Regions from separate parts of the Homo sapiens genome. Here region 2 is linked to region 1. A link is a loop called in an ENCODE intact Hi-C map of the cell type or tissue named here. Cell type or tissue: testis. All regions are shown on one strand. Each heading gives the region's core, and the rest is flanking DNA. Links, peaks and the distances in the headings are about the cores only.

Evidence for each region. Hi-C counts contacts between places; a loop is a spot of excess contacts. Peaks named below come from ENCODE experiments on the same cell type or tissue, not always from the same donor. Only the 100,000 strongest peaks of a DNase experiment are listed, where the experiment ranks them.
Region 2: a loop joins it to region 1, with 5 times the contacts of the local background. A loop is called at or near these places in 50 of 110 quality-filtered maps.

The regions. Positions count from the first base shown.
Region 1 is chr4:165,072,110-165,088,594 of GRCh38, forward strand. It overlaps TMEM192 (transmembrane protein 192), which reads right to left. Exons shown (of 6, transcript NM_001100389.2): 4 at 16,359-16,485; 5 at 13,477-13,579; 6 at 1-7,687. The coding sequence ends at 7,549. Among named protein-coding and RNA genes, the nearest start is that of TRIM75, 26 kb to the left of the region's middle. In testis, for the core only: no CTCF peak of the experiment used is centred there; a DNase peak (open chromatin) is centred at 7,562.
Region 2 is chr4:164,771,139-164,787,623 of GRCh38, forward strand. All of the region lies in intron 2 of SMIM31 (small integral membrane protein 31), which reads left to right. It also overlaps the pseudogene RNU6-668P. Among named protein-coding and RNA genes, the nearest start is that of SMIM31, 25 kb to the left of the region's middle. In testis, for the core only: a CTCF peak has its summit at 8,785 (motif pointing right); a DNase peak (open chromatin) is centred at 8,823.

The sequences.
Region 1 (16,485 bases), core at 3,339-11,338:
CTACTCAGGAGGCTGAGGAAGGAGAATTGCTTGAACCTGGGCAGCGGAGGTTGTAGTGAGCCGAGACTGCGCCACTGCACTCCAGCCTGTGCGACACGAGTGAGACTCCATCTCAAGAAAAAAGAAAGAAAGAAAAAGAAAAAGAAAAACACTATTATAATAGGGCCAGGCACAGTGACTCATGCCTGTAATTGCAGCACTTTGGGAGGCCAAGGCGGGTGGATGACCTGAGGTCCGGAGTTCAAGACCAGCCTGGCTAACATGGTGAAACCCCCTTTCTACTAAAAATATAAAAAAATTAGCTGGGTGTGGTGGTATGTGCCGGTAATCCCAGCTACTCAGGAGGCTGAAGCAAGAGAATCACTTGAACCTGGGAGGCGGAGGTTGCAGTGAGCCCAGATCGCGCCACTGCACTCCAGCCTGGGCAACAGAGCGAGACTCCCTCCCCCAAAAAAAAAAAACAAAACCAAAAAACCGAAAGACTATTATAATAGTCCAGGTGAAGATTATAGTGGCTGGGGAAGTAGCATTGGGGGTGCCAAGAATTGGTTGGACTCTGGGTATGTTTTAAAGGAAAAGCCAGCAGGATTTGCTGATTAACTGTCTATAGGGTTTGAGAGAAAGAGGAGCTGCCATTACAGGGGTGGAAGAGACTGTGGCAGATAGCTCAGCTGGGGACATGTTCTGTTTGAGGTGTTTTTTTATATACCCAAGTAGTGATCTAGAAGGGGCAGTTGGACACATAAGTCTGGAGTTCAGGGAGGAAGGCCTGGCTGAAGATTCACATTTGGAAATTATCAGCTCATAAATTCTATCAAAGTCATGAGATTGTGTGAGACCACCAAGAGAGTGAACGCTGATGGAGAAGCCAAGAGGCCCAGGGGTTGAGCCCTGGAGAATACCAACAAAAAGCAACTTGCAAAGCAGACAAAAGAAGAAGCTAGTGAAGTAGAAGAAAATGAGGAGAATGTAGTGTCCTGGAAGCCAAGCTGAAATAAAGAGTCAAGGAGGAAGTGATCAACTGTGGGGAAAAGAGAGAGATCAGATTGTTACTGTGTCTATGTAGAAAAAGAAGACATAAGAAACTCCATTTTGATCTGTACTAAGAAAAATTGTTTCTGCTTTGAGATGCTGTTAACCTATAACTTTAGCCCCAACCCTGTGCTCACAGAAACATGTGCTGTATTGGATCAGTTTAATGGATTTAGGGCTGTGCAGGATGTGCCTTGTTAACAATATGTTTGCAGGTGGTATGCTTGGTAAAAGTCATCGCCTTTCTCCATTCTCGATTAACCAGGGACACAATGCACTGCGGAAAGCCGCAGGGACCTCTGCCCAAGAAAGCCTGGGTATTGTCCAAGGTTTCCTCCCACTGAGACAGCCTGAGATACGGCCTCGTGGGAAAGGAAAGGCCTTACCATCCCCCAGCCCGACACCTGTAAAGGGTCTGTGCTGAGGAGGAGTAGTGAAAGAGGGAGGCCTCTTTGCAGTTGAGATAAGAGGAAGGCTTCTGTCTCCTGCTCGTCCCTGGGAATGGAATGTCTCGGTGTAAAGCTGACCATTCCCATTCGTTCTATTCTGAGATAGGAGAAAACTGCCCTGTGGCTGGAGGCGAGATATGCTGGCAGCAATACTGCTCTGTTACTCTTTGCTACACTGAAATGTTTGTGTAAAGAGAAACGTAAATCTAGCCTACATGCACATCCGGACACAGTACCTTTCCTTGAACTTATTCATGATACAGATTCCTTTGCTCACGTTTCCCTGCTGACCTTCTCCCCACCTGTTGCCCCGCTACACTCCCCTCGTCAAGATATTAAAAATAATGATCAATAAATACTAACAGAACTCAAGAGACCGGCGCCGGTGCAGGTCCTCGCATGCTGGGTGTGCTGGTCCCCTGGGCCCACTGTTCTTTCTTTATACTTTGTCTCTGTGTCTTATTTCTTTTCTCAGTCTCTCGTCCCACCTGACGAGAAATACCCACAGGTGTGGAGGGGCAGACCCCCCCTCAATCAACTGAGCCAAGTGTTGCTGATAAGTTAAAAGAGGAGACGTATGCATTCATCTCCAATTTAAGCAATGTGGAAGGAAGCTATTGGTGACCTTGCCAAGAACAGTTTCAGTAGAGTAGTAGAGTGAAAGGTGAGACTGGATAGAGAGGAAGGGAGAAGAATTAGAGATAGGCTTCCCTGGTTTGCGAATGAAACAATTTTCCTTAGGAAACCTAGAGAATGTTTTGAGATCTCAAATTTGTGATTGTCACATATTCAAAGTTTGATTCTTCAAGAACTCAAGAGTTTACCAGATGTGAGTTTTGTATTCAAGATTTATTTATTTATTTATTTATTTATTGAGACAGAGTCTCGCTCTGTCACCCAGGCTGGAGTGCAGTGGTGCGATCTCGGCTCACTGCAACCTCCACCTCCCGGGTTCAAGCAATTCTCCTGCCTCAGCCTCCTGAGTAGCTGGGATTACAGGTGCACTTCACTGCACCTGGCTATTTTGTATTTTTAGTAGAGACGGGGTTTCTCCATGTTGGTCAGGCTGGTCTCGAACTCCTGACCTCATGATCCGCCTGCCTCGGCCTCCCAAAGTGCTGGAATTACCGGTGTGAGCCACTGCGCCCAGCCTTAATTTTGTATTTTTAGTAGAAATGGGGTTTCTCCATGTTGGTCAGGCTGGTCTCGAACTCCTGACCTCAAGTGATCTGCCTGCCTTGGCCTCCCAAAGTGCTGGGATTACAGGCGGGAGCCACCACGCCCAACCAGAAGATTCTAGTTGTTAAGAAAAAGAATATCCTGGGACAATAATAAGCAAAGGACTTGAATATACATGTCATAAAAGATTTATAAAAGACCATATAATTTGGAAAAAATGTTTAACACTTCATTAGTATCCAAAGAAATACAATTTGAAACAATGACACACTCATCAGATGGGTCAAGACTTAAATAAGGTAACACCCACTATTGGTAAGGGTATGGAGACCAGGTGAGCTGGCTCATGCCTATAATCCCAGCATTTTGGGAGGCCAAAGCAGGTGGATCACCTGAGGTAAGGAATTCAAGATCAGCCTGGCCAACATGGTGAATCCCCGTCTCTACTAGAAATACAATTTTTTTTCTTTTCTTTCTTTTTTTTTTTTTGTGATGGAGTCTCGCTCTGCTCTGTCGCCAGGCTGGAGTGCAGTGGCACCATCTTGGTTCACTGCAATCTCTGCCTCCCAGGCTCAAGCAATTCTCCTGCCTCAGCCTCCTGAGTAGCTGGGATTACAGGCGCGCACCACCACACCCAGCTAATGTTGCTAATATTTTTGTATTTTTTGTAGAGATAGGGTTTCACCATGCTGGCCAGGATGGCCTCGATCTGCTGACCTCGTGATCTGTCCGCCTCGGCCTCCCAAAGTGCTGAGATTACAGGTGTGAGCCACCGTGCCCAGCCGAAATACAAAATTTTTAGTATTTTTTTTTTTTTTTGAGATGGAGCCTGCTCTGTGGCCCAGGCTAGAGTACAGTGGCGTGATCTTGCCTCACTGCAACCTCCACCTGCTGGGTTCAAGCAATTCTCCTGCCTTAGCCTCCAGAGTAGCTGGGATTACAGGCACCCTGCACCACACCTGGCTGATATTTGTATTCTTAGTAGAGATGGGGTTTCACCATCTTGGCCAGGCTGGTCTCTAACTCCTGACCTTGTGATCCACCCACCTTGGCCTCCCAAAGTGCTGGTATTACAGGCGTAAGCTACCACACCCGACCCAAATTTTTAATATTTTTGTACTAAAAAATAGTGGCATGCATCTGTAGTACTAGCTACTTGGGAGGCTGAGGCAGGAGAATTGCTTGAACCCGGTAGAAGGAGGTTGCAGTGAGCCCAGATCACACCACTGCACTCCAGCCTGGGAGACAGATGAGACTAAAAAAAAAAACAAAACAAAAAAAGTGTACATTGGTATAATCCCTTGGTAGTGAGATTTCAAATAATTGTTTTGCTTTATATTTTTCCATATTGCCATTTTTTAAAAAATGAGCTTTTAACTTTATAATAAGTCATGATACTGTTGTCATTTGGAATACATATACATACATATATACCTATATCTATCTATATACCTATACACATACATACTTATAATAAAAGGTTTACTATACCTGCCCTAGTTCAGGGCCATATCTTTCTGCCACACATATTTCCTCCATATTGAACTACCATCTGATCCTGCTGAAACTAAAACTGACATTGTCACTTCCTTGCTTGAAATGCTTCAGAGGATCCCATTATCAACAAGATAAAGTGCAGTCTTCCAGCATAGTATCAAGGCCCTCCAAGCTCTGACCCTGTCTACCTCTCCACCCAGGTCCTGCCTCACACTTTTGGTTCCAGCTATACACAGTGCTTGTGATATTTTGTAGCTATTTGCCTTCCTACTTTACTCATTGTTCTGTCTGACATTCTTAAAACCCTCTACCCTCCTGCCCCCAGGGTACCCCCTGACGTGGAGCTCCTACAGCATGTTGGGCCTACTGTCATTACTGCACTTAGCACAGAGTCTGGAAATCTATTCCTCGCTCTCTTTAGAATGTAAGCTGCCAACCAGAGTCTTTAATTTTTGTATCCTCAGTGCTAGCACAATTACCAGCCTGGTGAATAGAATGTTTAACATTTAAATTGTTTTGTTCATTTTTCTGTTTTGTTACTTCTTTTTTTTTTGAGATCGAGTCTAGCTCTGTTGCCCAAGCTGGAATGCAGTGGTGCAATTTCAGCTCACTGCAACCTCTGCCTCCTGTGTTCAAGCGATTCTCCTGCCTCAGCCTCCTGAGTAGCTGGGATTACAGATGCGTGCCACCATGCCTGGCTTATTTTGTATTTTTAGTAAAGATGGGGTTTTACTATGTTGGCCAGGCTGGTCTTGAGCTCCTAACCTCAGGTGATCCACCTGCCTCAGCCTCCCGAAGTGCTGGGATTACAGGCGTAAGCCACTGCATCAGCTGTTTTGCTACTTCTGATACTTAGTTTCATTTTCATTTATTGTTTGAAATGTTCATCATTGCATTCAGAAAAATGTTGATGATTATACAACAAACATGTTGATGATTACATAAGAACATAGGCACCCTAACTTTTTAACTACACTGTTCCTTGTAAACCAAAGTTCATCCTATAAATCTCAGATACTGACTATAGATCCAAATTAAATTTTAAAAATAAATAAGAGTTAATCATCTACCACTGGTGTTCCCTTTTGAAAAGAAAAACAACTGAAGGCAAAGTTTATAGGCTCTTCCAGAACAGAGAAACAGATTTCTAGAGAAGGCAATGGCTTTGAGATACATACACTTATTAAAAAGAAAGGAAGGCCGGGCACAGTGGCTCATGCCTGTAATCCCAACACTTTGGGAGGCCAAGGAGGGCGGATCAAAAGGTCAGGAGTTTGAGACCAGCCTGGCCAGCATGGTGAAACCCCGCCTGTACTAAAAATACAAAAATTAGCCAGGCATGGTGGCATGTGCCTGTAATCCCAGCTACTCAGCAGGCTGAGGTAGGAGAATTTCTTAATCCCGGGAGGCGGAGGTTGCAGTGAGCCGAGATCATGCTACTGCGCTCCAGCCTGGGCAACAGAGCGAGACTCCGTCTGAAAAAAAAAGAAAGAAAGAAAGGCGCCATTGCACTCCAGCCTGGGCGACAGGGTGAGACTCTGTCTCAAAAACAACAACAAAAAAAAAAACCCCCAAAAAACAAAAAAAAACGGAAGGGAGAAAGGAAATTTTAAAAATACAATTTGGCTTTAGTTTGTGAATGTTGTGTGCAGGTGACACACGATCTTTTTTTTTTTTTTTTGAGAGACAGTGTCTCATTGTTGCCCAGGCTGGTCTCAAACTCCTGGCCTTGAGTGATCCTCCTGCCTCAGCCTCCCAAAGTACTAAGATTACAGGCATGAGCAACTGCTCCCAGCCATACACAATCATCTTTATCTTAGTAGAAAACTTTTAGAATGCCCCGGCAATGGCTGTATCTAAAAGAAACAGGTATTTGCCCTCCATAAGTCAAATAGATGTGGCCAAATCAATATATCCCTTGCCTATATAGTTATATCGAACACATCCCTATATGGTTACATATCAAATATTGAATATTCAGCTAATGATCAAAAAAGATTAACACAGTCATAAATATCCCCTCCCCTCATATTCAGCCTTCAACCAAAAGTCTTTCTAAGGCAGCATATAACAGTGCTAACAGCAAACTGACAAATTAAAGGGGCATACTAGGAAAAATGGAGAAATAATGCCATTTGCTCTGAAAAATACTTCAGTTTTATCTTCAGAATCAGATATGTTTAATATCTGCATATAACTTAATATGCATTTCTTCCATTACAATTTTTAAGTATAATCCAAGGCTTTAAAAGGTATCTTTTTTTTACAGTAATTTAAAATTATAGAAGATGCCTTTCCTATAATTGAAGTTATTGATCAATTGAAGGTATAACCAGACTGAAATATACAGCAACTTCTTGAAGAATGGCAAAAATAAAGTGAAAGTTCTAAATTCTTCTCTGAATTTTTCAGCTATTGCTAATGGAAGGTGCTGCCAATATAATAGGCAACACAGGTTCGTCTAACACAGGTCGGTCTAACACTGGTCCAAGTAATCAATCATCATATCTTATTTCTTTTCTTTTTCTTTTTTGTTTTTTTGAGACGGAGTCTCGCTCTGTCGCCCAGGCTGGAGTGCAGTGGCGTGATCTCGGCTCACTGCAAGCTCCGCCTCCTGGGTCCACACCATTCTCCTGCCTCAGCCTCCCAGGTGGCTGGGACTACAGGTGCCCGCCACCATGCTCGGCTAATTTTTTTTGTATTTTTAGTAGAGACAGGGTTTCACCGTGTTAGCCAGGATGGTCTCAATTTCCTGACCTCATGATCCGCCGTGCCCAGCCCTTATTTCTTAAGAATAGAAAACTGTAGGAATTTGCATAGTAGATCACCTGGTGAGACCTCAGTCCTATGGTGAGAAAAATTCTCTATAAAAGCTATATGGTCCATGATGTCATCCAACACCACATAAGCATATAAAATACATGATAAGGCTCTCCAGGAAAAAATATTCACAAGAAATAATGACTTCTTTCATCAGCTTAAAAGTGGGAAGAACTTATTTGATTAAAACCCTGTTTAAAATCGATTGTCTTGTTAGACTTCCCCTATCCATAATGAAATCATTACAGGGTTCTAATGTCAGGTGGAAAAGTGTTGACTATGGAGTTGTTTAGCCTCTGATCCTAGGATAAACCAAGCAGTTAAATAATTTCCAAAAGTACAAACAGACATTCCCCTCAAGTTATCCGGGCTTCTACAGGTACTTTTCAAGTGACCCACAAGCCCTATATTTTAAACAGCCACAGAAGTCAGAACCAAATTCAGGTTTCCAACAAACACTGTAAAATGCTATTCAGCAAAAGCTGCAGTTCCCCGTGGCAGCTTGTCAGGTGGTCAGTCAGTCTCAATTACTCTGGGTTCCTCTGCAATTGCTGTCATGACCGTGAGCCTCTCACGTTCTACTTGGCTGACAGCCCAGGTCTGAGGAAGTGAGAGCCAACAATCGCTTACTCAGCAGCGCATTGTGTCGCTTCAGGTATTCAATGGTGTCTCCTTGCTTTTCAACAATTTCTTCTAGGCTTGAAATAGTTCTGCAAGTAATCAAGATATAAATGGGTTACACATATTCACCAATACTCATTAGTGTCTTTGCAAATGAGTACCTACTAGTTTTTAGTAAAGCATATTGTATTTGCCACCTTTTCTTAGATGTCAGAAGCCAGGGTAATATTGCCAAATAAGATTATTTTCATAAATCATTTTAGTAACTTCTACTCTTGAAATAAATTTAAAATGCTATAAACTTTCACACCTCTATGTTTTAAAAAAGGCCATCATTGCTTTATTTAAGAAGGATCCTAATTTGTTAGAGTAAGATAATTGAGTATAAGTAATCAACTTAAATGGCGTTTAAAGATAAATAAAGGCAAAATTCATTCAATAATCAGATGACGATTAAAATAGACTACTCTGACCATGGGAAACAATTTTTTAAATGTATGGCATTTGTTTATTTTTGCATTTCTCCTTTTTTCTCCCATACCACAAAAATGTATCTTTTTGCACCTGACACAAATAAAAATATTATATAAGTATATAAAACAAACAAAAAAAATCTAACTCCTTCCTACACTACTGCCCCAACCCACTTCGGTCTCACTGCTCAGAAGTAATAGCTATAAAGTGTTTTTAATTTCCTTCCACTAATTTAAGATATTAGTACTAGGAATAGTGATGATGATAATGATAATGACAATAATATGCCAGATGAATTTTAATGTTGACTAAAAATTGCCTATTCAAGAAATAAAATGTTATTGGATGTGTTTTACTCAGATATTCTATATGTGCTAAAAGGGAACTATTTCAAGGGATGGTAAGTGAGAAATTCAGCATGAAAAATATCACATGGGAATGGTCCCATGTGAACAAAAAAGATTTATTCTTAGAAATAAATAGTTATGCTTATAAATAATGTGGTTACAGGAATGGGCTATGTAACCACATTACTATTATTATTATTTTTTGAGACAGAGTCTAGCTCTGTTGCCCAGGCTGGAGTGCAGTGGCATGATCTCTGCTCACTGCAACCTGCACCTCCTGGGTTTAAGCGATTCTCCTGCCTCAGCCTCCCAAGTAGCTGAGATTACAGGCGCCTGCCACCATGCCCAGCTAATTTTTGTATTTTTAGTAGAGACAGGGTTTTACCATGTTGGCCAGGCTGGTTTCAAACTCCTGACCTCAGGTGATCTGCCCGCCTCAGCTTCCCAAAGTGCTGGGATTACAGGTGTGAGCCACCGCGCCCAGCCAATAACCACATTATTTATAAGCATAACATGAAAAAAACTTTGAATATGCTATTATTTATAAGTATATTCGGAAAAAGACTATCTGAATTCTAATCCTGACTTTGTCACCCACAGACTGTGTGAACTTAATAAGTTACCTAAACTCTCTGGTCTTCAGAGGTTAACACAACAACAAACATTTAGCACTTAATATGTATAAACCACCTAGGAACCTCCCACTCTTTTTTTTTTTTTCTGAGCTGGGCTATTCACTGAAAAAATACTCTTTATATAAAGGTTTTCAAGTTATCTTGATGGAACTGAGAAGGGATATGCTCTGAGTAGAGTCAACTCTTGTATATACTGACTTTTTTTTTTTTGAGACCGAGTCTCTATTTTTTTTTTTTTGAGACGGAAACTTGCTCTGTTGCCCAGGCTGGAGCACAGTGGTGCGATCTCAGCTCACTGCAAACTCCGCCTCATGGGTTCATGCCATTCTCCTGCCTCAGCCTCCTGAGTAGCTGGGACTATAAGCGCCCATCATCACGCCCGGCTAATTTTTTTTTTTTTGTATTTTTCAGTAGAGATGGGGTTTCACCATATTAGCCAGGATGGTCTCGATATCCTGACCCCATGATCCACCCGCCTCGGCCTCCCAAAGTGCTGGGATTACAGGCGTGAGCCACCGTGTCCGGCAGAGACCGAGTCTTGCTCTGTGGCCCAGGCTGGAGTGCAATGGCGCAATCTCGGCTCACTGCAACCTCTGCCTCCCCGGTTCAAGCTATTCTTCTGCCTCAGCCTCTAGGATTACAGGCATGTACCACCATGCCCGGCTAATTTTTGTATTTTTAGTAGAGACGGGGTTTCACCATGTTGACCAGGCTGGTCTCAAACTGCTGACCTCAAGTGATCCACCCTCCTTGGCCTCCTATAGTGCTGGGATTACAGGCGTGAGCCACCATGACTGACCATCTTCTTTTTTTTTTTTTTTTTCAACACAGAGTCTCACTCCATTGCCCAGGCTGGAGTGCAGTGGCATGATCTCGGCTCACAGCAACCTCCGCCTCCAGGGTTCCCGCGATTCTCCTGCCTCACCCTCCCGAGTAGCTGGGACTACAGGCGTGCACCACCACACCCAGCTAATTTTTATATTTTTAGTAGAGATGGGGTTTCAGCACGTTGACCAGGCTGGTCTTAAACTCCTGACCTCAAGTGATCCACCCGCCTCAGCCTCCCAACGTGCTGGGAATACAGGCCTAAGCCACCACACCCAGACCTGGACATCGTCTATATACAGTAGACTTTCAATTAACATCCCTGTTCCCTGCCCTATGTTCCACTCCTGGGCATCCTGTTCATTTCTGAGTTCCAAGTCTCTCTGGGGCTACACAAAAAGAGTGGCTGCCTCCTTGGCTTTATTTCTCCCCGTGTCCTCTAAATGTAGCCTCTCTGCCCTGTGGTATTGTCTACCGCTCCTTCATCTGTATTCTGTAGCCCACACATTTTCAGAAATCACTCAACCATCGATGGTCCCTTTCTCCTCCAGTTTTTCTGCTAGTGTGGGTAGGTTGGTCTTTTTTAATCCTTCACTATCCTTTTGGAAGGATCTGGGGAGGGTGAAGGGATAAACGTGTGGCTAGATTTACCTTCTTTCATTGGAAGTTGATTCAAATTTTCAAACTGAGATGCATTTTCAAAGAAGCATTCCATACAAATTTTAAAAGTAAAAGAGGAATATAAACTGAATTTTTTTTTTTTTGGAACAAAGTTTCACTCTCGTTGCCCAGGCTGGAGTGCAATGGCGTGATCTCGGCTCACTGCAACCTCTGCCTCCCGGGTCCAAGCGATTCTCCTGCCTCAGCCTCCTGAGTAGCTGGGATTACAGGTGCGCACCACCACGCCCGGCTAATTTTTGTATACTCAGTAGAGACAGGGTTTCACCATGCTGACCAGGCTGGTCTGAACTTCTGACCTCAGGTGATGCACCCGCCTCGGCCTCACAAAGTACTGGGATTACAGGCGTGAGCCACCACGTCCGGCATAAACTGAATTTCATTGCCCCAAAGTTAACCCCATGAGGTGAAGGGAATACATTTTAAAAAGCTTTCCATTAAGTCATAAGAGAGCAATATTAGGTAAACTCTTCAGTGCTCAGGGGGAACAAGATGAAATATGAAAAGGGTCAAGGTCAGGAAGAACAGTCTCTGAATTTAATAAGCCCAAAAGTCAACAAAGAGATAATCAACAATTGATACTAAAGTTATTCCTCTATTTAGGTTAGAATGAAGAAAAAGAGTAAACAAAATAAGAAGGCAGATCATGGTAAGTGAAAAGTGACAAAAAAAAGTTGTATTTTCTAGGGGAAAGAATCTATTTCACTAAAGACACCTCCGTTTTCATAGTTCTGTACGTATTGAGAATTATAGACAGTATAATCCAGGCTTCAAGAAACCGAGGGTAAAGGATTCTAGAACTATCAAGATATCATCAGTTTACACTGTGGGACAGAGATAACGATCCCAAGAAGAACAACCTTGGACTTGCTGCTCATTAAGTGTTTGTTTTTGTTTTTTGTTCTTTTTTCTTTTTATTCATTAAGTATTTATATTCCACACTATAATAAAAAGCAATGTGCATCCTGATTCAACACTGTCACACCTGTGTTGTCACTTCACACCTGTGCCTAACAACAGTTCAGTTTATAAAAGCTAATTTAAAAATGACACTAATTCAAAAATTGGCCTTACTAAAAGCCAATACATTAAACTATATTTATTTCAACAACTGTTTTTAAAAGTATCTCTTTCCTTTATCTATAAAGTTTTTTGTTGTTGTTGTTTTGTTTCGAGACAGAGTCTTGCTCTGTTATCCAGGCTGGAGTGCAGTGGCGCAATCTTAGCTCACTGCAACCTCCGCCTCACAGGTTCAAGCGATTCTCCTGCCTCAGCCTCCTGAGTAGCTGGGACTACAGGTGTGCATCACTTTGCCCAGCTAATTTTTGTATATTTAGTAGAGATGGGGTTTCACCATATTGGTCAGGCTGGACTCAAACTCCTGACCTCGTGATCTGCCCACCTCAGCCTCTTAAAAGTGCTAGGATTACAGGCATGAGCCACCGCGCCCAGTCATGTTTTTTTCTTTTTCTTTTTTTAACTAGTACATCAGTAATGGCACTGAGTCCATTTCTTAAGCCCCTAAGTAATACACTTTCTTTTTTTTGTTTGAGATGGAGTCTCGCTCTGTTGCCCAGGCTGGAGTACAGTGGCGCCATCTTGGCTCACTGCAACCTCTGTCTCCCGGGTTCAAGCGATTCTCCTGCCTCAGCCTCTCAAGTAGCTGGGATTACAGGTATGCGCCACTGTGCCTGGCTAGTTTTTGTATTTTTAGTAGAGATGGGGTTTCATCATGTTGGCCAGGCTGGTCTTGAACTCCTGACCTCAGGTGATCTACCCACCTCGGCCTCCGAAAGTGCTGGGATTACAGGCGTGAGCTGCCCCACCTGGCCCACACTTTCTTTATATATACTGACTATATTCTTATGTCTGTTGCTATCCACTTCAGATGATGTTAAGGAATAACTCGTGTCCCAGATTATATAGATCCAAAAGCAGGATGAGAAGAACCACAGACATGGCCAGGAGTGGTGTAATCATGCCTGTAATCCCAGCACTTTGGGAGGCCGAGGTGGATGGATCACTTGAGGTCAGGAGTTTGAGACCAGCCTGGCCAACATGGTGAAACCTTGTCGCTACTAAAAATACAAAAATTAGCTGGGCATGTATAGTTTTTTACATCTACTTTAGCCCCAAGATCTCCAACAGATATGAATGATATTTTAATTACCATGGAAGTCACTTAGGGAGAGACTGGATAGAAACAAGGGTGGGCAGACCGGGCTGGCTGTTTGGGAGGCTGAAATGGGAGGATTGCTTGAGCCCAGGAGTTTGAGGCCAGCCTGGGCAATACAGAGAGACTCTATCCCTTAAAAAGAAAATAACAGGCCGGGCGAGGTGGCTCACGCCTGTGATCCCAGCACTTTGGGAGGCTGAGGCGGGCGGATCACCTGAGGTCAGGAGTTCAAGACCAGCCTGACCAACATGGAGAAACCCCATCTCTACTAAAAATACAAAATTAGCCAAGCGTGGTGGTGCATGCCTGTAATCCCAGCTACTGGGAGGCTGAGGCAGGAGAATCGCTTGAAACTGGGAGGTGGAGACTACGGTGAGCCAAGATCATGCCACTGCACTCCAGCCTGGGCAACAAGAGCAAAACTCCATCTCAAAAAAAAAAAAAAAAAAAAGACACCTATAAAAAAAGGTGCTTCAAGGAGGGAGTAACCAGTTAATGATGTCAAAAGCTCTTGAGAGGTTAAATAGGTTGGCTAAGTGGTTAATTTTTTGCATCAAATATATGGCCTATTTAATACATTTACACATCCTGATTTAGACTTGATTTCACCACAGCTGAAAGGAAATAAACAAATCAAACAAATGTAAAAGTACAAATACACAATCATAAATTCCAAGCATCAGAATGGTTTCTAGCTTTCTAGGGGAAAAAACTCAATTATTTTATTCTCACCTAAATCTTACCTGAATCCAGTCTCCGAGGTAATATTGCTGGGGTAAGCATAGATTTTTTCTTCTTCAAGTATATCAGGCTCTGGTTTAGCTTTATTAAATCTCCGGATTTTCACTAAAATAATAAAGTCATTATTAGATCGAATTCTGAAAGACAAGTCTAGTTTCATTTTTTCAAATTATGCTAATTTGCCGTTCTTATTAACGTCCTTGAGTATTTCAAATTCTACTATGTGCCAGGCCTGTTCTAAGCCCTGGGAATATAGGGATTACATTAGTATTGAAATAGCAATAATAGCTGACATTTATTGTGCACTTAGAACACATGAGGCACAGTTTAAATGTTTTACATGGATGCCCTCATTCAGTTCTCATAAACACCTGCATGAAGTGGATGCTCCTATTACCCCGCAGTGAAGCCCAGAGAAGTTGAGCAACCAGCCAGCCATCTAATTCAGAAATCATGACTTCCTCTGGTCCAGGGGAAAATACAGATAATAATCCTACATTCTAAGACAGTATGGAAAGTACCTTCAATAGAAGCTTGTGCAAGAGGCTTGCACAAGGAGTTGTCAAGCTGCTTTTTGGCCTGGAAAGCAGTGCCTAACTCAACAGGAGGTATCAGAGAGGGGAAAAGAGGATAGAGTTTGAGCCCAGGAATTAATCACACAGACTAGGAGAATAAAGAAGGGTGCTTCAGGTGCAGGAGGAGTCTGAACAAATGCTATGGTCTTGAGAAGCTACACGTATGTATGGGTGTGAGGGTGTATGGACAAGGGGTGGGTTGGGAAGATAGGCAGAGAATGCATCAGGAGTGGCTGGTGTGTCATGCAAGGCATTTACACTTTTTTTTTTTTTTTTTTTGAGACGGAGTCTTGCTCTGTCGCTCAGGCTGGAGTGCAGTGGCACAACCTTGGCTCACTGCAACCTCTGTCTCTGCCTCCTAGGTTCAAGCAATTCTCCCACCTCAGCCTCCCGACTGGGATTACAGGCGTGCACCACCACACCCAGCTAATTTTTTTTGTATTTTCAGTAGAGACGGTGTTTCACCATGTTGGCCAGGCTGTTCTCAAACTCCTGGCCTCAAGTGATCCACCCGCTGAGGCCTCCCAAAGTGCTGGGATTACAGGCGTGAGTCACCAGGCCCGGCCTAAGACATTTAGATTTTATCCTCAGAGCAACTGGCAGTCTTTGAAAGGATCTCACCATCATCCCTGAAGAGCAGGCTAGGTAGAGGCCATTCAAGGAGAACCTTTCAGGCTGGGCATGGTGGCTCATGTCTGTAATCCCAGCACTTTGGGAGGCCGAGGCGGATAGATGACCTGACATCCGGAGTTTGAGACCAGCCTGGCGAACATGATGAGATGCTGTCTTTACTAAAAACACAAAAATTAGCTGGGTGTGGTGGTAGGCGCCTATAATCCCAGCCACTCAGGAGGCTGAGGCAGGAGAATCGCTTAAACCCAGGAGGCGGAGGTTGCAGTAAGCTGAGATCACGCCATTGCACTCCAGCCTGGGTGACGAGAGTGAAACTCCAACTCAAAAAAAAAATAAAGAAAATGCCTTTTATGCCACATGAAAACGTTAGATTTTTTTTCCTTCAGCTATTAGAAAACTCTGGGCAGGGAAGCTGTTAACAATCAGAGTTAAGTATAAACAAGATCATGTTGGCAGGAATAAGAAATATGAATCAGTGGACAGAGGGAAAGAGACCTGTTATGTGTCTCCTGGATGTAGCCATGCAAGAGATGATGAGTACCTAACCAAGGCAGTGGCAGGGACCAAAGAAAAGAGACAGAGCTGAAAGACAGGTAGACTGAATAAGACTGATGACTGACTGATCACCAATCCTATCCAGTTCTTGGGGAGTGAGGTAGAAGGAAGAAGGTAGATGACTCCTACGTTTCTAGGATTCTGATTTATCAAGTGGATGCAGGCTGGTATTGTTAACTGAGCTAGAAGAGGACGGTTAGGATGGAGGGAAATTTTGAAGAAAATTATGTTCTGTTCACTTCTGATCTTGTTGGTGCCTGTGGGACATGTGGATGAAAACTTCATTAAGCAGATGAATATATACAATTTGGGGCTGGGTGCGGTGGGTCATGCCTGTAATCCCAGCACTTTGGGAGGCCAAGGCGGGCGGATCACCTGAGGTCAGGAGTTAGAGACCATCCTGGCCAACATGACGAAACCCCATCTCTATTAAAGTGCTAGCCTCCTAAAGTGCTAGGATTACAGACATGAGCCACTGTGCCTGGCCTATTTCTTAATTTTTAATTTTAAATGCAAGCTGACATTTCAGCTGCCTTCAGAGAAGCAAAAGTTTGTGGATGTTTTTGTTGTTGTTGTTTTAGGAGACAGGGTCTTACTCTGTCACCCAGGCTGGAGTGCAGGCATGTGATCTTGGCTCACTGCAACCTCTGTCTCCCAGGCTCTAGTGATCCTCCCACGTCAGCCTCCTGAGGGGCTGGGACCACATTTGTGCACCACCATACCTGGCTAATTTTTTGTATTTTTTGTAGAGATGGAGTTTCATCATGTTGTCCAGGCTGGTCTTGAATTCCAGAGCTCAAGTGATCCTTCTGCCTCATCCTCCCAAAGAGCTGGGATTACAGGCTTGAGCCACCATTCCCAGCCCAAAAAGTTTGTGTCTTGTTTTAATGGAAAAGTTTCACTTGCATTAACAAAAATTTATTAATGACACAATCTTAAAAGAATGGGGTCTCACTGGTGGTGGCTGTACCTTCCTGTTGGTTTGAAATTAAAGAAGTCTGCATGTGGTCACCACTCAGATACACAGAGAACTTCCTTGTCGCTAATGGGCTATACTTTAAACTGGGAGGAAAGGAAGCAGTTCGAAGTTCCTATAAGAACAGGCTCGTTGTAATTCTCACCTGTGTAAATGAGGAGACATATCAGGGAACAGATGAGTTCCAGTGCCAAGATGGCCAGAATGAGGTCAAGATACAATCTGCCAGGCTCTGGGAAGGAGTGCTGCATGCACAGTATGAGGAGAAGCAC
Region 2 (16,485 bases), core at 5,137-13,136, 300 kb before region 1:
TAAGTGCTGTCTGTGAATTAAAAGACTATTCTATCCGATAGACATACAACACTATCATAACTAGGAAACAAAAAGCCGCAGTAAATAGACATTCCAGTTCATGCTGACTTGCAGATTGCGAAACATAATTGGAATCCATAAAATCTTTTTCCTGCTCACAATTGTTTCCACTGTGTTAGTTTAAAATGGGTTTGGCTAAAAGAAAGAGTAAAACCAAAATAGCAGTTACTTTAACTACATAATAATGTATTTCCCTCACCAGGACAGGAAGCCCGGAGGTAGTGAGTTCAAGGCTGACGTGGCACTTAATAAAATCTTGGAACCCAGGTTACTTCTACCTTGGTTCTTTCCATCTTCGACATAAATTTTAAAGAATCCACTTGCTGGGCGCGGTGACTCACGCCTATAATCCCAGCACTTTGGGAGGCCGAGGCAGGCGGATCACGAGGTCAGGAGATCAAGACCATCCTGGCTAACACAGTGAAACCCCGTCTCTACTAAAAATACAAAAAAAAAAAAAATTAGCTGGGCTTGGTAGCACGCACCTGTAGCTCCAGCCACTCAGGAGGCTGAGGCAGGAGAATCAGTTGAACACAGGAGGCGGAGGTTGCAGTAATCTGAGATTGCGCCACTGCACTCCAGCCTGAGTGACAGAGAAAGACTCTGTCTCAAAAAACAAAAATTAAAAATTAAAAAAGAATCCACTCAACCTGGAAAAATGGTTGTCTCATTTTGGTGCCTTAAAAATTGATTAAAATGAAATTACTTAGCTATAGTGGAAATTAGAATGAAGCAGGGCTGATTTTCCCAGTTTAGTACACTGTTTACTGACTATCTTGTTTGCCTGTAAGCATAAAAAACAACGGAAATTTTTATCAGGAGCTATATTAATTCATTCTTGCACTGCTATAAAGAAATACCTGAGACTGGGTAATTTATAAAGAAAAGAATTTTAATTTGTTTATAGTTCTGCAGGCTGTATAGGAAGCCTAGTGGCTTCTGCTTCTGTGAAAGCCTCAGAAAGCCTCCAATCATGGTGGAAGGGAAAGGGGTAGTGAGGCATCTCACACGGCCAAAGCAGCAGGAAGAGGGAGAAGGGGGAGGGGAGGTGCTAGACACTTTTAAACACCCAGATTCATGAGAACTCACTGCCATGACGATAGCACCAAGGGACATGGTGTTAAATCATGAGAAACTGCCCCCACGATCCAATCACCTCTCACCAGGCCCCACCTTCAACACTGGGTATTACATTTCAACATGAGATTCGGGAGGGAGCACAGATCCAAACCGTTATCAGGAGCCTTCCATGAAAAGGGCAGAACGCGAAGCACTTTAGAGGCATTATTGTGTTTAATCTTAAAACAATCCCATGAGATGAGTAATAATAACCTCACTATTTCACAAGCAAGGACACTGAAGTTTTATTTTTTTTATTTTTATTTTATTTTTTTTTTTGAGACGGAGTCTCGCTCTGTCGCCCAGGCTGGAGTGCAGTGGCGCGATCTCGACTCACTGCAAGCTCCGCCTCCCGGGTTCACGCCATTCTCCTGCCTCAGCCTCCCGTGTAGCTGGGACTACAGGCGCCCGCCACCACGCCCGGCTAATTTTTTGTATTTTTAGTAGAGACGGGGTTTCACCGTGTTAGCCGGGATGGTCTCGATCTCCTGACCTCGTGATCCGCCCGCCTCGGCCTCCCAAAGTGCTGGGATTACAGGCGTGAGCCACCGCGCCCGGCCGGACATTGAAGTTTTAAACTTTACCATAGATCACTCAGCTAATACGACAGAGAGCCAGAAGTTAATCTCCAGCTTATAGGACTCCAGAATCTGGAGTGTGCATAACCAGCACACTTTCTCTTCAGATAACCTTGAAAAAGACACTTGGCTTTAAAAAAAAAAAAAAAAAAAAAAAAAAGCATATATACTTCTCTTTCTTTCTGCAAAGGGCTTAAATTGGCTAAAAAGATATAACAAGATACAACTTAATTTTTAATAAGTAGATAAGGACATCCAGGCAAAAGGAAAAATTAGGGTAGGAAAAAATGGGTGAACTTGGTAGGGAGAAGGAGGCTGGCATACTATTTCAGCACAGAGCACAAATTTGTGATTAGTCACTCCTGGATTCATGTCCTGGCTCTGCCATTGGGTAATTCTGCCTTTCGAAAAATCATACAAATTCTCAAAGCCTCTGTGTTAGTCTGTTCTCATGCTGCTAATAAGAACATACCCAAAACTGGGTAATTTATAAAGGAAAGAGGTCTAATTGACTCACAGTTCAGCATGGCTGGGGAGGCCTCAGGAAACTTACAATCGTGGTGGAAGGGGAAGCAAACATGTCCTTCTTCATTTAGTGGCCAGAAGAAGAAGAATGAGCGAAACTGGGGGAAAGGCCCTTATAAAACCATCAGATCTTGTGAGAACTCACTCACTATCAGGTGAAAAGCATGGAGGTAACTGCCCCCATGATTCTATTACCTCCACCTTGTCCCTCCCACAACACGTGGGGATTATGAGCACTGTAATTCAAGATGAGATTTGGGTGGATGGGGACACAGCCAAACCTTATCAGCCTCCATTCCCTCATCCATGTTTTGGGGATAATAATAGTACCTTCCCTGCAGAGTTGAAGTGAGAATTAAATAAAATAAATCATATAAAATGCCAAAGGGTGACTGTTAGTGGAGTCTTCTTCTTGGGAGTCTTCGTGATTAGAAATTTAGATAGAGCAATAAGATTCATCATCTGGCTGGGTGCGGTGGCTCACGCCTGTAATCCCAGCACTTTGGGAGGCCGAGGCGGGCGGATCACAAGGTCAGGAGATCGAGACCATCCTGGATAACATGGTGAAACCCCGTCTCTACTAAAAACACAAAAAATTAGCCAGGCGTGGTGGCGGGCCCCTGCAGTCCCAGCTACTCGGGAGGCTGAGGCAGGAGAATGGCATGAACCCGGGAGGTGGAGCATGCCGTGAGCTGAGATTGTGCCACTGCACTCCAGCCTGGGCAACAGAGCGAGACTCTGTCTCAAGAAAAAAAAAAAAAAAAAGGTTCATCATCATGAAAAATATTTATTACAAAACCAATACAACTTGTATTCACTTAATCCACACACTGGGTCAATGTCTTTGTTTTAAATATCTGGCAATACAATACATTCCACACAAATCAATTGCAAGGTGACATCACACATGTCACAAAAGATAAAAATCTGATGTAAGGGAAGGTAAAGTTATGGCCACTGGAATCCCTCAGGCAAAGCCACTGACAAATGAGTGCTTAATAGAATTAGACCACCTATCCAATAAAGAAGAGATGGGTACATAAGCACCCCAAAATAGTGTGAAGTGAATGCCAAAGAAGTGAAAGACATCTCAGAAAATTAATGATGCTTTGAATATTTTTTGCTAATGTTATCCTCTATAGAATTGTGCTATGAAAATCACAAGTAACAAGGAGAGTATTGTATGGAGCTATGATGCAAATGTGTCAGAAAAGTGATGCTCCCCAACCCACCCACATCAACATCTCATCCATTATTTGTCTAAAATTAACTTTGAGTTGCAATTACAAACTGCATTTTATTAAATGAGTAACATAATTTTATTTTCATTATTTTTAGTTTCAAGTTTCAATATAAAGTTTCATTCAAAGTGGTTTTTTGTTTTTGTTTTGCTATTTTATATTAAATTTTGCCCTGGCTCAAGTAAATTCACTTTAGTTGATCCATTCCAGTACCATTTATTCTCAGATTAAAAAGAAATTACCTGTTACAGAATGATATCCTCAACAGTGTTAGCCAACATCAGTTATCATCCAAGGAACTAGCTGGAGGCATGCTCTTAAATCTACTTACTTGTAGGAAATGGGCCAGACATTTGGGTCTTTTCTTTCTTTAAATCCAGCCAAGAGGAGAAAACTGACAACATCGAACTTTATCTGAGCTCTGTGCTTCTGGAAAGCAGGTATAGTCCAGAAATTCCACCAACCTTTTATTTTCTGAAATCTCCCCACTCTTATTTTCCAGGAAATGGCTTAAGGAAAAGAACTACCTTTCCCCTTATGACATAGATAAGACTCACTGTCCACTCTTTCTCCTGACTTCCCTAAGACCCATGAAGACTCCCTTGTTTACCTGAGCCTTGGACAAATACAGACCTTTCCTCTTTTGCCTGAAGCTGCAGACAAGAACAGACACAGACCTTTCAACTCCTTGTTCTTTGTCTCATGAATGATTTAGCTGAGATTTGAACTGTTTGTCCTTCTGAAACTAGCCAGATAGATAGAGCTAAACATTTGCATTACAGCTATTTGAGACTTCTCCTGATAGCAAAACAATCCCAACTATAAATCATCTTACCTATAACTTTTCTACTCCTCCCTATAAAATTCTGCAGTAAAACTACCCTGCCAAGCTACTTTGATCTCTGGATTTGAGGTGCTCTCCCTATAGTAATAGCTTGAATAAAATCAATCTGCTTACTTGTGCGCACACGTTTGTGTGTGTGTCTTTGACAAAACACAGTCTGGTCCCTATATATGACAAACTGGTGTGGATAGGATAAAAAGTAATATAGTTGCTTAGTAGGATTACAGCTATTTCTGGCATGGAGAAAAGAGACAATGGCTCACTAGAAAAGAATCTCATTAGGGGCTCTAGCTCAGGGATGTTGGAACTTTTTCCAGTAAAACCCTTTTCCAGATCTGCTCCCTCACCTACAACACATTTACCCATGTGTGTGCAGCTGAAAGGAAAGTTTCATAAACTCAGCCTCTCTACAGGTGATATACTCCAATACTTTGCATTCTGTTTTGTTCTTTTTTGCAAGGCTGGTGGCAATTCACCTAAACTACATGTCAATCTCCCAGGCAGAAACCTTCACTAATTGGCCATTGCCTGCAGAATAAAATGAAAATTTCCAAGGCTTTTGAGCATTCTTATTGTTCCAAGTAGAAAATGTCCACCTGTCCACCAATAATCCCCTCCTCCCCCTCTACTTGAATCTTACTTATTCTTCAAATAAGTCATTTTCTCTCTTCTTTAATCAGTCTAACCCAAAATGAACTCCCTCTCTGTGGAACTTTCATAGAGCATTTTAATATTTCACTAATTTGGTGCTTATCTTCATCACCTTGTACTATTGGTTATGTTTATATGAGTAGGAAAATAGACTATAAAATAATGAACTAGAGTTCCATGATTTGTTACCTGACTTGGTTGACCATTCAGCAAGTATACTTTTTTACATGCTGTTTGCAAGAAGGCACTGTAGAGGCATGGGCACAGATGAAAAATTAGCCAATTACCAGTCTTGCCCTTAAAGTTTAGAGTCTCAGAGGAGAGGTAATACAGGTAGGAAAGTACAGGATGGTAATTCCTATTCACATAAAAATACAATTCTTCATCCCTGTGTGAAGCCTTTCCTTGAATGGCTGAAAATAAAATAGCAAACTAACAAAAGCATGTTTTAAAGATAATAAGAAATCACTCTTTGCATGTCATCTAGAATGTAAGCTCCATAATGCAGATTTGGTCTGTTTAACCACTGCTCATCCCAGCACCTAGAACACTATTTGGGAAATAGGTGGTTTTCAGTAACTCATTACTGGATAAATTAATAAATACCTAGAGCTTATTTCTTTAGAGAAGCTCAACATATGAGTTTCACATTTCATGAGCATTATACATCATCTTACTCATTCTATAGCTCTTCCTACCACTTTTTACCTAATAATAGTTCATGTTGCTTTATCTATATTAATAATTTAATCCTAAGATTAGGCCTATGAGGCAGGTATTGTTATAATGCTACACTAAATCTAAAATCCTCAGAAATACTCATTAGGATCTCATGGACTTGTATATGAGCAGAATCACAGGCTGATTTACGCAAAAAGATGATATATGGGCTATTCATAAACCTCCTTCTTGAAAACTCAGTGACATGAAGCACAAATTAATTCAGAATAACACAAATCAATGTAGACAGGCTTTTCATGATGGTCTTCAATGTATATTTGATCAACTTTCTGTAATGTTCAGGTTTGATATATTCATGAATTGAAAACAGATTTTAATGTCTGTCAAACAAAACATGACCAGGATAGGCATGCCCTCAGGGCAGAAGAAATTATATTCTGCATGCCAAAGTCAAATATAAATGGCGTGGTATATTTCCATTTTTTGTGTTACCCAGACCACTGCTTCCTTGTATTTTCTTAAATTATATAGAATCATTTTGCACCTATTTCGTTGTTCTTTAGTTTTTAAATTCACCACTGTGAAGCTGCAGTATCAGTTTAGAAGAGATTAGTATAACAGTCTCTTTATATCTCTAGAGGTAGCACATAGTGACGCGGCAGTAGCTGCTCTTTCCTGCCTGAATCATATTGCTGTCCACCTGCACACTAGGCCCTGTCTTTGAAAGTTGTCTGGTGTAATGACCAGTAGGAAGTGATAAAATGTAAGTGACCCATCAGGGAATTATAAGGATGTTCTGGGAAGGTAATGATCCTTCATCAAAGGTGTGTCCAGCCTCTTGACAAGCAGTAGCTATCCAGCATCCCCATGCCAGACACTCCCTTCCAGAATAGCTGTAACTGCCAGGTGAACAGTCTTGGTGACTTCGTCCATGATGCACAGAGTTTTAGAGAAAGTAAGCCCAAGGCTGGCAGATCCCCAGTCCAGGTTAGAATCGACTTTATAATTTTAGAAAGTCTTAGGTTTTAAAACTTGATGTCTGTTAAGAATTCATTTAGATATTACATATATTGCTGTTGTCCAACTGTGTCAATGTGGCCAAAGGCCCTACAGCACTACAGCACAGAAAGATATCGGTTCATAAAGAAAAATTGCCACTGCTGTGATTCTATATTAATCAGACAGCAATAAGCATGTTTGTTGTTTAAGAAGATCCCTACCGTTTTTTCAAAGCTGGCCTCACAAACCAGAGTCAAAGTCATAAACCTGGCCACATGCAGTGGCTTACGCCTGTGATCCCAGCACTTTGGGAGGCCAAGGCAGGAGGATGGCTTGAGCCCAGAAGTTTGAGATCAGCCTGGGCAACATAGTGAGACCTCATCTCTATTTAAAAATAAATAAATAAATAAACATAAACCTTTCAGCACTCAAGAGTAGTGAGGCAAAATCAAGTAGGGAAGCTACAAATTTGTACCCAGGTAAACAGATTAAAAAAAAAAATTTTATTTTGCAATGCCACCTCATTCTTCTCCAAAATCAACATTAAGCACAAAACAAAAGTTTAATACACACCTCTAATAATATACAAAATGATTTGATAGTACCAGCACACATTTAGGGAGTTATATGTGATGACTCGATGAAAAATTTATTCCCTTGGTACACAATTTGGGTTGTCTGCAAAATAAGAACTGACGATATCTATAGCACAAAAATAATATTTTGAGTGTTCACTGTCTGCCAAGCACTTAACATATTTAAGCCTCCTTTCATCCCTATGACCACATTGTAAAGCAGGGAAGTAATGCTATGTCTACTTTGGAGATAAGGAAAATGAAATTCCCAGAAGCAATGTGCCCAAGGAGAGGAAGAGGCAGGAAGAGCTCGGTGAGCATGATCATGGCTCAGGTTCTCCATCCACATGCCTAAGACAGGGGTGAGTGTGAAGATGGGAACTGACTCAGAATTAACTGTGTGATCATGGGCAAGTTGCCAAGTTAACCCTCATATCTAAATTCAGGTATCCTTGAACAAACATAGACAGATACTGATGATCCGCCATGTTTACTATAACCATAAACTCTTTGTGAATTAAAAATGGCCTCTCAACCTGGAAAAAATGTAAAATAATATTGAGAATGGAATCCACTAAACAGGAAAAAAAAAAAAAACTCCAGCGCATCAGCTACATCTTTTTCAACTGAGGGTTTCTTTAACTACCTTAAAGTTGTGTTTGTAATTAACTAGGTTTGATTGAACATAAATTAAATGTCTTTTGGTCGCAGAGAAGTTCAACATTCGGGTATGTATGCCTAAAACACTGTAGTCTTAGAGAATGTCATGAAGACTGTGTTCATTTCTAATTCTTCAGTAATTAGAGGTGGGTTTACATTTTGGTCACCGCAGCTATTTCCGTAGCGTGTGGCTAAACTATTGGGCATGCTGAGCTAATACTTCACAACATAGTTCTGCGGGTGCCAAAGGCCACAGGCACCAAGGTTTCCAGTTAAATTGTTAGGAAAAAAATGCCAAAATGTCTGGATCCTGAATTGGAAGCTTCTGCTTCTTCTTCGTAAAAGTGAGGAAAGCCCCTATTAGCAAAAGACCAAACTGAGATTAGTGGCCAATCTGTAGACTTTCTATTATTTCACATAGTTTTAAAGTTATTTTTCTGCAAATTTTTGTCATGGAAAAGTCAGCAATTTTTTTTTGCAATTTTTCTGTTATCTCTGAATACAATGACTCTTCTGCCTTTATAAACCAAATTGTCCAAAATTAAGAAGACATGGCCATAAGTGAGACTGAGGTCTTCCTATTTATCTCAACTGAAAGCCACAAACTTGCATGGAATGAGACTGTTCATTATTTACCAGGGCAAATTTCAGGCTTGTTTTAAATGAAATCAAAATATCCTCTCTGCATCAATGTTCCTGACACACATATTTAGGGATATAGAGGAATCAATAAAGTTATGCTTTAAAAGAAGGATTATTAATCTATTTAATATGGATTGTTAGAGGTGGAGACAGCAAATTTTGAGAACAGGCAACAAACTGGTTTTTTGGCATGTCTTAGAAGTAATTGCAGCAGCCAGCCAGTAGACGGCAATGTTTGACAAACACCCGAATCCAAGAAAAATAATTTTGCTCTGTTGTGTCCCGGTGCTGCCTGTGTAAAACTAATTTCACACCAGCCACCATGCTAAACACTGGGAATGCCAAAGCTTTGTCTTTTTCCCCAGTGAACTGTGAGCAATGCATGCAACTCTTCCAGATAATCCCTTAATCATATTTAAAAATAGGAATAGTGGCCGGGCGCGGTGGCTCACACCTATAATCCCAGCACTTTGGGAGGCCAAGGCGGGTGGATCACAAGGTCAGGAGATCAAGACCAGCCTGGCCAACATGGTGAAACCCCGTCTCTACTAAAAATACAAAAAATTAGCCAGGCGTGGTGGCGCATGCCTGTAGTCCCAGCTACTCGGGAGGCTGAGGCAGGAGAACTGCTTGAACTCGGGAGGTGGAGGTTGCAGTGAGCCGAGATTGCGCCACTGCACTCCAGCCTGGGTGACAGAGCGAGACTCCATCTCAAAAAACAAACAAAAAACGAATAGCTTCTTCTCTTTTTCTCAAAATCCATGTAGTAGGCAGGGGCCTAGGCCAGGTGTGTCCTGAAGGCCTTTGTAGATCAATGAATCCTAATACTGGTAAACTGGATTATTTTAAAATAGAAGCTGTAAAAGGATCAGTAGCTCTACAATGAGGAAGAACAGAATGAATGCCTACAAAGGCATTAATAACTGTGTGTATTATCAAACACTGTTTTTATAATACTATTTTTGAAATCTCAGAAAATGTGCATTAAATTCTAAAATTCTAAAAATTAGCCAAAACCAGACAAACCTAAAACCATAATGGGATACTACTACACATCTATTAGAATGACTAAAATTTAAATATATATACTACTTTTTTTAATTTTTATTTTTCTTAAAGACAGTGACTTGCTGTGTCACCCAGGCTAGGTAAAGTGGCACAATCATAGCTCACTGAAGCCTCAAACTCCTGGGCTAAAGCAGTCCTCTTATTTCTGCCTACTAGTAGCTAGGACTAGAGGCACATGCAACCACACCCGGCTATTTTTTAATTTTGGTACAGACAGGGGTCTTGCTATGTTGCCCAGGCAGGTCGCAAACTCCTGGCCTCAAGCAATTGTCCCACCTCCACCTCTCAAAGTGCTGGGATTACAGGTGTGAGCCACCATTCCTGGCCCTACATATACTACATTTACATACACACACACACACACACACACACACACACAATACCAAGTACTGCTGAAGATGAAGAACTACTGGAATTCTCATATGTTGCTGGTGGGAACGCAAAATGGTACAGCCAGTTTGGAAAGCAGTTTGGAATTTCTTACAAAGATAAAACATATGCTTACCAAAGGACCAAACAATCCTACTCCCAGTACTTACCTTCACTCAAGAACATTTACACAAATGTTTATACCATTATTCACAATTGCCAAAAAATGAGAACAGCCCAAATGTCCTTTAGCAGGTAAATGAATAAACAGACTCTAATACATTTATAAACCAGAATATTATTAAGCAATAAAAAAGAAACAAACTATTGATACATGCAACAATATGAATGAATCTCAAATGTGTTTTGCTAAGTTAGTGTTTCTCAACCTCATTATTGTTTTAGGCCAGATCATTCTTTGTTGTAGGGGGCTGTCCTAAGCATAGGAGGACTTTTAGCAGCCTCCTTGCCTCTTCCCACTAGATCCATGTTGCACTTCCCCAACCCACCTCGTTGTGGCAACCGATAATGTCTCCAGAGACTGCCAAATGTCCCCTGGAGAGGCCAAGGTTTTTCCCAGGTGAGACCCACTGTGCCAAGCAAAAAGAGCCAACTTCATAAGATTACATAGTGGATGCTTCCACCTATGTAACATTGTGGAAAAGGCCAAACCGCAGAAACAGAAAACAGCACAGTGGCTGCCAGGCATTAAGGCCAGGAAGAAGATTTGACTACAAAGGAGTAGCACGGGGAATTGCACAAGCCAGAATCTTGTTCCACATCTTGATGATGCGTGATACATTTGTCTGTGCATTTATCAAAACTCATGGGCCTATCTACCTTAAAAAGTGAATTTTGGGCCGGGCATGGTGGCTCACTCCTGTAATCCCAGCACTTTGGGAGGTTGAGGCGGGTGGATCACCTGAGGTCGGGAGTTCGAGACCAGCCTGACCAAAATGGAGAAACCCCATCTCTACCAAAAATACAGAATTAGTCGGGGGTGGTGGCACTTGCCTGTAATCCCAGCTGCTGGGGAGGCTGAGGCAGGAGAATCGCTTGAACCTGGAAGGCAGAGGTTGCAGTGAGCCGAGACCGCGCCATTGCACTCCACCTGGGCAACCAGAGTGAAACTCCGTCTCACAAAAAAAAAAGTGAATTTTACCCTACATACATTTTAAAAATGAATTTTTACAAACCTATAAAACACTACTTTATCTCTTTCTTTTATTTTTTTTTTTTTTTTTTTGAGACGGAGTCTTGCTCTGTGGCCCAGGCTGGAGTGCAGTGGTACGATCTCGGCTCACTGCAAGCTCCGCTTCCCAGGTTCACGCCATTCTCCTGCCTCAGCCTCCCGAGTAGCTGGGACTACAGGCGCCCCCCACCACGCCCGGCTAATTTTCTTGTATTTTTAATAGAGACGGGTTTTCACCGTGTTAGCCAGGATGGTCTCGTGAGCCACTGCGCCCGGCCCCAACACTACTTTGTCTCTTAAGTGATATAAACATCATAGGAGAGATTCCTAAATTTAAAAAGAATGCTACTTAATTCAGCATTGAATAACAAAGTTCTGAATTTTCACATCAAATAAATTAATATAGAAATGATGATAAAATATGTAAACAGTACTGCAAGGTTTAACTAAAGTTCTCTGTCTATGAATAACTGGATATCTGTACATACAGGATAGTTTTTAAAGACTTTATAATAGTTTACTTACAGTAATTATTTCAAAAAACTGAATTTATTGGATCTCTTAAATTAATTTCTAAATAAAAATGGAATTTCCAGGCCAGGTGTGGTGGCTCACACATGTAATCCCAGCACGTTGGGTGGCCGAGGTGGGCGGATCACGAGGTCAGGAGTTCGAGACCAGCCTGGCCGACACAGTGAAACCCCATCTCTACTAAAAATACAAAAATTAGCCAGGCACGTTGGCACACGCTTGTAGTCCCAGCTACTCCGGAACCTGAGGCAGGAGAATTGCTTGAACCCGGGAGGTGGAGGTTGTGGTGAGCCGAGATCAGGCCACTGCACTCCAGCCTGGGCAACATAGCAAGACTCTGTCTCAAAAAAAAAAAAAAAGGAATTTCTGGCCGGGTGCTGTGGCTCACACCTGTAATCCCAGCACTTTGGGAGGCTAAGGAGGGTGAATCACTTGAGGTCAGGAATTCAAGACCAGCCTGGCCAACATGGTGAAACCCCATCTCTACCAAAAACACAAAAATTTGCCAGGCATGGTGGCAGGAGCCTCTAAACCCAGCTTCTCGGGAGGCTGAGGCAGGAGACTCGCTTGAACACAGGAAGCGAAGGTTACAGTGAGCCCCTGTTGAGCCGCTACACTTCAGCCTGGGTGCCAGAGCAAGATTCTGTCTCAAAAAAAGAAAAAAAAAAAAAAAAAGGAATTTCCATTCCATTTCTAAATGGAAATGAAATTTCAGAAAACAGTGTTTTCTTCATGCTTCTTAGAAAAACATGTGATCCATAAACTGGGTGTAATGGATCATGCCTGTAATCCCAGCTACTTAGCAGGCTAAGGTGGGAGGATTACTTGAGGCCAGGAGTTTGAGACCAGCCTGAGCAACACAGCGAGACCACATCCCCCACCTCCATCTCTGAAAAAATAAATACATACACACATAAAAAGAAAAATATGTGATATATCTTGCTAAAATAAAATAATTAATTTTTTGCCTGTACTGACATTTTCACTTCATTTATATGAATTTTCCTGTAACTACTTATACAGAAAAACCTCAGAAAATGTGAAAAAAAGAAGCAGTTTTCTTCATGACATAACATTTTAAAAATTAACTCTCAAAGTACTGCTTTAGTAACTTGGAAATGACAAGAATTCCAGGCATTATTTTCCCTCACCAGAGCATAATAAATTCCCCTGCTTACACATCATTGGCTGGAAGAATGGTGGCCCTAAAAATAAAAATTAAAAGTACAACTAACGATGAAGAAAGTTGGGGGCGAGGGCCCAGCTGGGAGTTGAGACTAATACTGTGGGAGTGGTAACTGCACATCAAGACTTTCTCACCACTCCCCAGGGAGATGTAAAATATATGATTAAGGGGACAAAAGACGTTCCAAGCTTGACTCCCAAGACTGCTCGCCTTTGAGTTATTATAGACTAATGACCGCAGTTTGGCTAGCTCTCTAACTGAACCCTGAAACAAACAGGAGTTTTATTTGTGGTGGGTAAATGTAACTGCTAGACGCCGTTGGTTCTTGATAGTATTATATGTCACGTTTTGGATAACGTATTTTTCCTAATACAGAAAAAGTCATTTGATGAGTATAAGAAAACTTTCTAAAAAGATGGCAGAACAACCACAAACAGGTAGAATCAGATAGTATATAATGAATTTTGTATGAAAGGAAATTCAGCACTAAGCCAGTAAATTGAAGAATATGGTTTGTTGATTCCTGTTGAAGGGACTACAAAGATGCTGGGAGAAATAAGACTTACTAACAGTTTGCTTCCTACAGTGCTGAAATGGAAATAAGAAAGGCCTAGGTTTGGGAATCCTGGGTCCTACTTATGAGCCTGAGAATCACAAGAATCAATACAGAATCATCTCAAGGAGTTGTGCCATAGCTGGGCTCATTGGACTAATTATATAAATAGGATGCTTTTGGAGTGCTGTGTTTGGAAAAGAAGAAATTAGTAGCCATACACAAAATCAAATGATCTTTGCTATCATCAGCCGCTCCCCAAGGTTTTGTTTGTTTATTTGTTTGGGTTTTTTTTTTTAATTCCGTGAGTTGTAAAAATAATCTTGTAAAGCCGGGCGCGGTGGCTCACGCCTGTAATCCCAGCACTTTGGGAGGCCGAGGCGGGCGGATTGCCTGAGCTCAGGAGTTCGAAACCAGCTTGGGCAACGTGGCAAAACCTTGTCTCTACTAAAAATACAAAAAAGTTAGCCGGGTGTGGTGGCATGCACCTGTAATCCCAGCTACTCAGGAGGCTGAGGCAGGAGAATCACTTGAACCCAGGAGGCGGAGGTTGCGGTAAGCAGAGATCATGTCACTGCACTCCAGCCTGGCGACAGAGCAAGACTATCTCAAAAAAATAAATAAATAAAAAATAAAAAAAAAATCTTGTAACATTTACTAAAAGAAGAATGATTTCTTCATGACAAGAGCAATTAAAAACACTCCAAAATGGGTTTCTTTAACTATTTTTTTGCTTGTTTGTTTACACTTTGTTTTTCAAAATTTTATTAACTAACTCCAAAGTTCAAAGTCCATCATCAAACATTAGTAAGATTCAATCTCCTGCTCTATATAATGGAGATAACAACACGTATCAAGGTTTTTGTGAGAATCAAATGGTATGGAAACTATAAAATAGTAACCATATTTAAGGAATTATTTATGTAGGTACCAAATATATTTTCTTTGTTATTGAAATGAATTTGAGATACAGATCCAATGTTCAGCTATGCAATGCATATATTTACATAATCTTTAAACTTATTGTGTGTGTGTGTGTATATATATATATATATCTTTAACCTTAATCTTATTCAGTGTTCAGCTATGCAATGCATATATTTACATAATCTTTAAGCTTCTTGTGTGTGTATGCACATATATATATATATACACATATATACATATATCTTTAACAAAAGGAAACCTATTTTTTGAGAATTTTTAAGAATCAGTTTCTTATAATGGAAGAAGTAGAATATCATTTGGAATAGGTTATTAAATGTCATGGCTACAAATAGCCCAGATCCTCGGAGCTCCCTAAATCCCATCCCAAACTTCAATTTGTAGCTAGTAAAAATCACATATTATGAGGGATGGTGGTTGTCCCTAAAGACCACATAAACTATGGTTTCCTATAGGAAATGACCAAGACTTCCAGCACTTTTAAGAAAGCATGTAAAATAAACCATTATCAAATTTAAATCTAAATATTATAACCCTAAGGAAAAATCAACTTCACAGATTTTAAAAAAATAATAAAACTTATTTTTGTGACACAATTTCCCAGGAACTTAATCTTGGTTGAAGGATGTTTGCTAAGGATGGATGTTTGTTATACTATTTGCTCAGTAAAACAATTCCCACCAGCCAGCAGTTACAGCCTTTGTGGCTCCAGTTTTATGTAACAAGTTATATTTAAACTACCCTAGCAGCTACTGAAAATGCCATTCAGGAGCTACCTGAAAGCTGTTCCCAGGGCCTAGTCTGTGTTCCAGGTGAAAGAGTACATCAAAGACATCTTTCCAGAAATGATGATAACTACATTTCCTTAGGGATAGTTAAAATTCTGCTATGGATAATCTGAATTATTGCCAGAAACCCTAGGATTTATGGATAACAAAAATAAAAAAAAGAGAGATTAATATTTGCTCACTTTTGAAAACATATTTTAGCTTTTATGTATATTTTGTGCTAGAATTCTAGTGCTCTTTTCTACCATTATTGAGTCAGAAACTAGTTATCCAGAAAATTTATTCACACTTCAGCTACTAAAATCCCTCTTTTTTGTGTGCCTAAATGCCTAAATGCTAGTGGCAAGGCTTTATAGGTATAGATCCAAGCCAATGAAGCCGGATTAAATTTTCCCTTATCCCAAAGGACGTTGTCACTGCCTTGTTTGAACATTTGGACACTTTACATTGGGTCAAAAGGCTTACAGCCTGCTTGATTTCATCCAGATGGACCATTTTAAACATAAATGGGTAGGTATAGGATGCAAAAACATTTAATTAAAAAATTGTTTGAGCTTAGATAAGCACACATAAACCAATAGGAATCATAGCTCAAACTTTATTCTTGGAATTGCTAATAGAACCATGAGGCTACAGGTGGCACCAGTAATTCTTTGCATAAACTAAAGAACACTTCGCAGAAATGTTTAAGGACAGCAACTTAAGGAAGAGAAGTGACATTAAGTCCTACCCTCAGGGATAGAATTGTATGTTAATAATTTTCAATCTCCTTTTTTATATCTCCGAGTTTTTATTAAATAATTCTTAAAACTACTTAACAATGGGATATTGGCATTTGTGGTAAATTGGGATTAGTTACTACTTTCTGGACAGCATTTGGAGAGATACTAAATGGTGTGCCAAGATTTTTTTAAACTACTATAAGATGTTTAGAGAAAGAAATGGTGTTCACTTTGGCAACACATGCACTAAAATTGGAACGACACAGAGAAGATTAGCATTGTCCCTGTGCAAGGATGACATGCAAATTCATGAAGTGTTCAATTAAAAAAAGAAAAAAGAAAAAAAGAAATTCATAGTTTCCAGAGGACAAACACAGTGTTGCTCTTATATTTTAATTTATTTCCTTCTTTTCTCTCTCCTTTTTTTCCTTCTTTTCTCTATTCTTTTTTTCAAAGTTAAAAATAAACATTTGGGCTTTTTTTTTTTAAAGCTAAAACTAGTGGATACAGTCAGAGTAGGCCCGCTGTTCTCCGTCTTCTCTCTTCCATGACAGTT